2 separate regions of the Homo sapiens genome follow, and region 2 is linked to region 1. Evidence: chromatin contacts called from ENCODE Hi-C data. All regions are on one chromosome and are shown on one strand. The core of a region is the stretch at or near the end of the contact, and the rest is flanking DNA. Distances in the headings are between cores, read along the strand shown. Region 1 holds the start of CRY1 (cryptochrome circadian regulator 1). Region 2 holds the start of PRDM4-AS1 (PRDM4 antisense RNA 1).

Evidence for each region. Hi-C counts contacts between places; a loop is a spot of excess contacts on that map. Pooled maps may share reads with other maps.
Region 2: a pooled map shows a loop between it and region 1 (4-fold over the local background). The contact joins the promoter of PRDM4-AS1 here to the promoter of CRY1 in region 1. A Hi-C loop is called at or near these places in 2 of 168 maps with a recorded cell type or tissue (PC-3 and endothelial cell of umbilical vein) and 1 of 50 pooled maps.

The regions. Positions count from the first base shown.
Region 1 is chr12:107,092,053-107,095,489 of GRCh38, forward strand. It overlaps CRY1 (cryptochrome circadian regulator 1), which reads right to left and starts at 1,497. Exons shown (of 13, transcript NM_004075.5): 1 at 752-1,497. The coding sequence starts at 909. RefSeq lists silencers at 1,329-1,558, 1,889-1,968 and an enhancer at 1,639-1,788.
Region 2 is chr12:107,734,908-107,738,010 of GRCh38, forward strand. It overlaps PRDM4-AS1 (PRDM4 antisense RNA 1), which reads left to right and starts at 1,648. Exons shown (of 5, transcript NR_120474.1): 1 at 1,648-2,040. All of the region lies in intron 11 of PRDM4 (PR/SET domain 4), which reads right to left.

The DNA of each region.
Region 1 (3,437 bases), core at 247-2,746:
CTAGCATTTAAATCAGTGCCTGGCACATGCTAAGTGATCAAGAGTCTATCTGTTGAGCTATGCTTTTATTTCCACCAGGGGGCCTAACAATCATGTAGCCTGGTGTTTCAGGAAAAGATCATAAAGCATCTCTAAGATTTCTTTCAGTGCTCTGATCCCTAGAAGGACTACAACTTGCCTAGAAAGAAAAACTGTGCTTTGTCTCGGCAACCACAAGGAGGAGTTGAGAAAAAGAACCGAGCAGAGAAACCAGATAATGCTGTTTCCCTTGCTTTTCCCACAGTAACCTCAAGGTGGAAGAACACTGGATCTGGAGCCTGCTGTACTGAATGAATGATTTTTCTCCATACTATGAGTTACCTAGACACAAACGTAAACAGGAAACATCACAATCCTTCCGAATGCCACAAAAAGGCCAAGGGAATCCATATACAATGGCCACTAAGGACAGGAAAGGTGTTTCTTTAACTCCAGCACTAAGAATTCTCCACAAATTCAGGGGAGGAGCTCCAGTTAGCACAGAAAGACACATAACTCACTGATGAAGACCGAGTGTTTCAGGTCGTCAGTACTCTTTGGCCAGAGAAGTATTAAGTCAATTCTATTTAATACTTAGGGCACCTAAAATTCGTAAGCGGTATAAGCAAGACAGTCCCACGTCTAAATTCACAGATTTGGCGGATCGCATGGAATTCATTAACATCAGACTCATTAAACACCCAAATCCATTTCCCACGGGCTTGTGACTCACCGCCACCTGTTGATGCCCACATTGGAGGAGCCGGCGAACCAGGGGTCCAGGATGTAGACGCAGCGGATGGTGTCGGCGCCCTGAATGCACTCCTTCAGGGCGGGGTTGTCGTGGAGCCGGAGCCCCTTTCGGAACCAGTGCACGGCGTTCACCCCCATGCCGGGGGGCGCGGCGGGTCCTCCACGGAGAAATTCAAGGAAGGAGGCTCCGGCTCATAGCCGACACCTTCGCTTCCAAGAGAATTGCCTCACCCGGGGCGTGAGGAAAGGGCGGCAGAGGGGGAACAGGAAAAAATGACTCCGAGGAGGGGACCGGAGAAGGCGGGGGCGCCGGAGGCGCAGTGGAAAGATGAATGGAGGTTGCCTAGTCGGCGGAGTCCGGGTGTGACGCCCTTTAGGAGCCCGCGCCCGCCGCAACCGCCTGGAGGCGACGCATAACTTCGAGGGCCTCGGACCTCCGGAGCCTGAGCAAGTTCCAGGAGCTCGAGCCGCCACGACGGCCCGAGCCGGCACGGACGGCCCCAGGAGATTCGTCACGGAAACCTCGCCCCACCAAGGCGGCCCCTAAAGACAAAACGGCCCGCCCGAGGTGAGTCACCGAGGAGAACCGGAGGGGAATGAGCCCCTGTCGGCGACGCTGTCTCTCGGCCCGGGAGAAAGGACCGGGAACGGAGGCTAGAGGCGGTGGTCGAGGCCGCTGGACGGTTGCCGGCCGGTGACCGGTCCCGAGGCTGCCCGGGTGACTCTGCCGCCGCCGCCGCGTCAGCGGCCTCGGCCCCGCCCCCGGCTCCTCATTGGAGGGCGCGCTCCCCTCGTGACCACCGGCACCTCACGTTTCTGAAGTGTGTTTACTACACTGGCTCGGAGGGGTAATCTGCTCGCGCTTCGGTCGCTTTTGGAGGAGCGGCAGCCGCTTGATCCCAAACTTGTTGACCCTCGTCCACACGCTGAACTCACTGCCTCTGCCCCTTTCCTGTGCCGACTGGTGGCCGTCCCTTGGAAGCAAATCGCGTTGACCACAGGCCCCTTGTGAGGGAAGGCTTAGCCCCGCCCCCAAGGGCCATGAGCGGCCACCATTGGCCGAGGCTCGCTGAGACCCGGATGAGCACGGGGATGCGGGGAGCTTGCGGGCGCGCGCGCTGCTCCGTTAGGCGCGCGTGCGCTCTCGCTGCGTTCCAGAGGGTAAGGGGGCGGGGCCGGCGGGCAGGAGCGCGCTCGGCGATTCCTCCCGTGGGATTTGGGGAGGGCCTGGAAATTGTCCGGTTTCCTTCAGGAGCCAGTGGTGGAGTCGGGCGGAGAGTGAGGGGAGGATGGAGTGGAAGGAGGAGAGTGGGAGGCTCCACGTACATTTCAAGTCCAAACCATGTGCTTCAATCCTGCTTTGGCCAGAGAACCCTACTTTGGAGATTGTGGAGCTGTGCCCCTCCACTCTCCTGGCCCTTGGGTGCCTCCTCCCCCTTGTACATACTCTGGGGAAAAGGGTAATTGGCAGGACGGATGCCAGGCATTCCTGGACTTCCTGGAATTTTTTTAATACTAGCGATATATATCATCAACCTTTCACCCCTCGTCTCTTACATTTAATGTAGTTTACCGGTCTCTTTGAAACTGGACGTTTGTCTACTTTTCCAGCGACAGTGAACTGCAGGCCATGGCATCCCTTAGATATATGATGCCCTTAAATTCATTCAATGATTACTTTTTGAATGAACTAGGCACTGTTCAAAGCACTAGAGATACAGGAGATACTTAATAAAACAGACTAAAACCCCACCCCTCCTGGGGTTTACAATTTGTCTCTTAACCTTTGCTGTTTTTTCCTCTATAAAATACTCTTCTTTGGAATCCAGTACTCAATATTACCACCTTTGAGCTACCTAGGATATTTCTACGCATCCCTTTAGACTCAGATGAAATAATAACTAATTTCTGAAAGTATTCCTGATCCCTAGGGCAAATTTAGGACCTCCCTGGGTTCTCCAAGTATGTTTCTGTTACATCACTTTTCACACTACCGTGAAAATTAGTTGAAAAGTGCCCATTCCTAGCAATACCAACTCAGTAATAGTACTTATTATCATAATAATGTGCCTCTGATTCCCTCTGAAGTGTGATTTCTCAAGGACTGGGTCTGTATTCAGTTTTCTTTTGTTTTTATTTTTTGCATCAACACCAGAACAGAGCCTGACATAGGCAAATGCTTATTTAATGAATGAATGAGTGAGTGAGTGAGTGCTGTTGGCCACCAGTGTGTTTGGCAAAGTTAAAAGAAAGAAGGAGATGGCAATTCTTATTGGTTGAATTGTGTGTCCCCAAAATCATATAACTCTCAATGACTATAAATGTGGCCTTATTTGGAAATAAGGTCTTTGTACATGCTCAAGTTAAGATGAGGTCATTAGGGTGCACCCTAATCCAGTGTGATTGGTGGCCTCATATAGTGGAGAAATTTAGACACAGAAATACATATACATACAGGGAAAATACCATGTAAAGATTGGAACTGTGCTGCCACAAGCCAAGGAACTACTGGAAGCTAGGAGAAAGACCTGGAACAGATCCTTTCTTAGCACCTTCACAGGACTGTCGCACTGCTGACACCTTGATTTTGAACTTCTGGCCTCTAGAACTGCGAGACAGTTAGTTCCTATTGTTCTAAGCCTCCCAATTTGTGGTGCTTTTTTACA
Region 2 (3,103 bases), core at 398-2,897, 640 kb after region 1:
CTAGCTAATGAATGTTTTGGTGGTTTCCAGTTTTTTATTATCACAAGCAAAAGTGCTAGAACGTTTTTAAATTTTTTTAAATTTTTATTATTATTTTTTAGAGACAGGGTCCCACCATGTTGCCCAGACTGGAGTGCAATGGCTATTCACAGGTGTGATCATCATGCACTACAGCCTTGAACTCCTGGGCTCAAGTGATCTGTCCGCCTCAGCCTCCCAAGTACCTGGGACTACAGGTGCATGCCACTGTACCTGGCATTTGAACATTTTTATACTTGTATGGTGCTCTGCAATACATGTTTCTCTAGGGCACATACCCAAGAACTATATAGCTAAATCAAAGGATATGCACATCTTCAACTTTACAAGATAATGACAAACGGTTTTCCAATGTAGTTGTTTCAATATACACATCCATCATTGACGGTTCTGGTTGTCCCATATTCTCAACTGGAAGACTCAAATTTGAAAATGTCTGCCAATTAGCCAGTACATAATGGTATCTCATTACACCGTTATTTGTATTCCCTGGATGCCACTTTTATGGAATTACCATTTTTCTGTCCTTTTCTTAGACTAGTGGTTCTCAAGTAGGGGCGACTGCCTCTATGGGGACATTTGGCAATGTCTGGAGTCCTTTCTGATTGTTATACTGGGGAGGGGTGGTATAATTAGTATCTAGTAGGAAAAGGCCAAGGATGCTGCTAACCATTCTACAATGCACAGGGCAGCCCCACAACAAAAAATTAACCCGGTCAAAATGTCAATAATGTCAAGGTTTGAGTAACCCTGGCCTAGACATTTCAGAGCTGAAAAGAACCTTAGAGATCACACAGACCAGGAATTTTTTAGCTTTTTTTTTTTTTTTGAGTAGCTGAACCCCATGTCTTTATGAAAGCCCAATATGAAACAGTTAAAGCAGGTTATTAATAAAATCCTGGAAGGAGTGAGAGGGTGCAGTCGGGCGTTCTGAAGCCTGGCTTCCTTAGCATTTCTCTCATCCTCTTCTAGCAACAGATGGCACTGAAGAACCCTTAGAATTCCCTGGAGCAGTTTTAAAACCACCAATCTAATCCAACCTCTTAATTCTGCAGATGGGAAACATCATGTGCATAAAAACTACTAAGGAACTTGCCCAAGGCCACAACAAAACCCCTACCAAAAGTCTGACTTTTCATCTTCTACTCTGATGGTTTTTAGATGTTTATTCAACACATATTTACTGTGTCTAATTATGCCAGGCACTGTTCTAGATGCTAGGGCTATAGGATGTGGGTAAACTAAGTCCCTGCTTTCATGAAGCTTACATTCTAAGTGGACAGATTATAGCATAAACAAATGTGTAACGTGGTATCATATAGCAATAAAGACTACGAAAACACACGAAGCCAGGTAAAAGTGAAGGGGTCCTATTTTAGATAAGATAGTCAAGGAAGGCCCTCCTGAGGAGATAACATTTGAGCAGAAACCTGAATGGAGGGAAGAAGACATGCAGGCATCTGGAGGGAGAAGTTTCTAAGGCAGAGGCCCTGAGACTGGATGTGCTTAGTATGCTCAAGGAGTAGCAAGGGGAGGGTCAGAGTGGCCAAAGCAGAATATGAAAAGTAAGAAAAGGTGAAGGGAGAGGTAGCCAAGTACTATTACATCATAAAGGGCCTTCTGACTGCTGTAAAAAGCTTTTAACACAAATACGATGGAAAGCCACCAGAGATGTATGAGTGGAGACAGGCACAATCTGACTTATATTTGAAATGGATTGCTCTGGCACTGCGGACAGAAAACTGTGTGTATGTGTGTTCATCTGTGTTGCGGAGTAGATGAGGAGAAACAGCAAGTAGTGGCAGGGAGATCAACTGGGAGGCTACTGAAGCCATCCATAGAAGAAAAGCTGGTGGTCTGGACAAGGTGTTAGTTGAATGAAGGAAGGAAGGAAAAACTGAGTTGAGAATTACTTCAAGGTGTTTGGCTTGACCATTGAGGTGAATAATGGTGGTGCCATTTAATGAGCTGCTCAGCACTGGAGGAAATCAAATTCATGGGGTAATACTGGGTTGAGTTTTGGACACATAAGATTTAAGTTGCCTAGCGAACATCCAGCATCAGAGCCGCTGAGTGATGGTGAGGTGTATGAGGGTGGAGACATAAATCATATGACGGTATCTAAAGCCATGAGACAAGATGACCTGGGGAGTAAACATCACTGTTCTTCTGCTCACTTCCTCTTTCTTACAGGAAGGGCAAAGCCAGGTTCTGTCACCACCCTTCCACTCTCGGGGGACACTAGGGGGGGAACTCCTCTTGCATTTGGCATTAGGGCTGTAGCTGTTTTTTTTAAGTAGATAAATAAAAAGACTGCTAATACTACTATATCCACTTTGAAATGCCCCAAAGTAAAAATACAAGCATCTGAAAATTTTACCAACGATCTCCATAGGAAGCCTAAAGCCTCATTCAAAACCATTTTGAGGGAACAGTGCTTCTTATAAGAATGACTTATACCAGCTTTAAGTTTTGACAGTCCAAAACCTTCTTTCTATCCCATGAAAGTTTGGCAAAGAGGCTTACCATATCTTCTCACCCTGAAAAGGAGTCCAGATCCACATTTGTTAAGCAAAAGTAAAATGAAAGGATAGAGGCTGATATCGACTTGATTCAAGCAAAACTTTTCCTCAAACTATAATTGTGTGATCTTTAAGAAACAATATATCCACTTGCCAGAGACATTGTGGAAATCAATCTTGCATGTGGATGAAGTCAGTAGTCCTTAACCCTGGCTGGCCACGAGAATCACTTGGGGAGCTTTTTAAAATACCAAGGCCAGAGCTCTAACTCTGACCAATTAAATTAGAATTCCCATGGATGGGGTCCTAGCACCAATTGTTGTTTTTCACATTTTCCAGGCAATTATAATGGGCAGTCTTCTGGACAAATATTTGTCCCCCCTCACCCCAAATTCACATGTTGAGGCCCTAACACCCAGTGTGAGGTGGAGCCTTTGGAAGGCAATTAGGGTTAGATGAGGTCATGAGGATGGGGCTTCCATGATGTAGGATTAGTGTCCTTATGAGAAGAGATTGGAACTCTCATATTCTTTCTCTTTCAT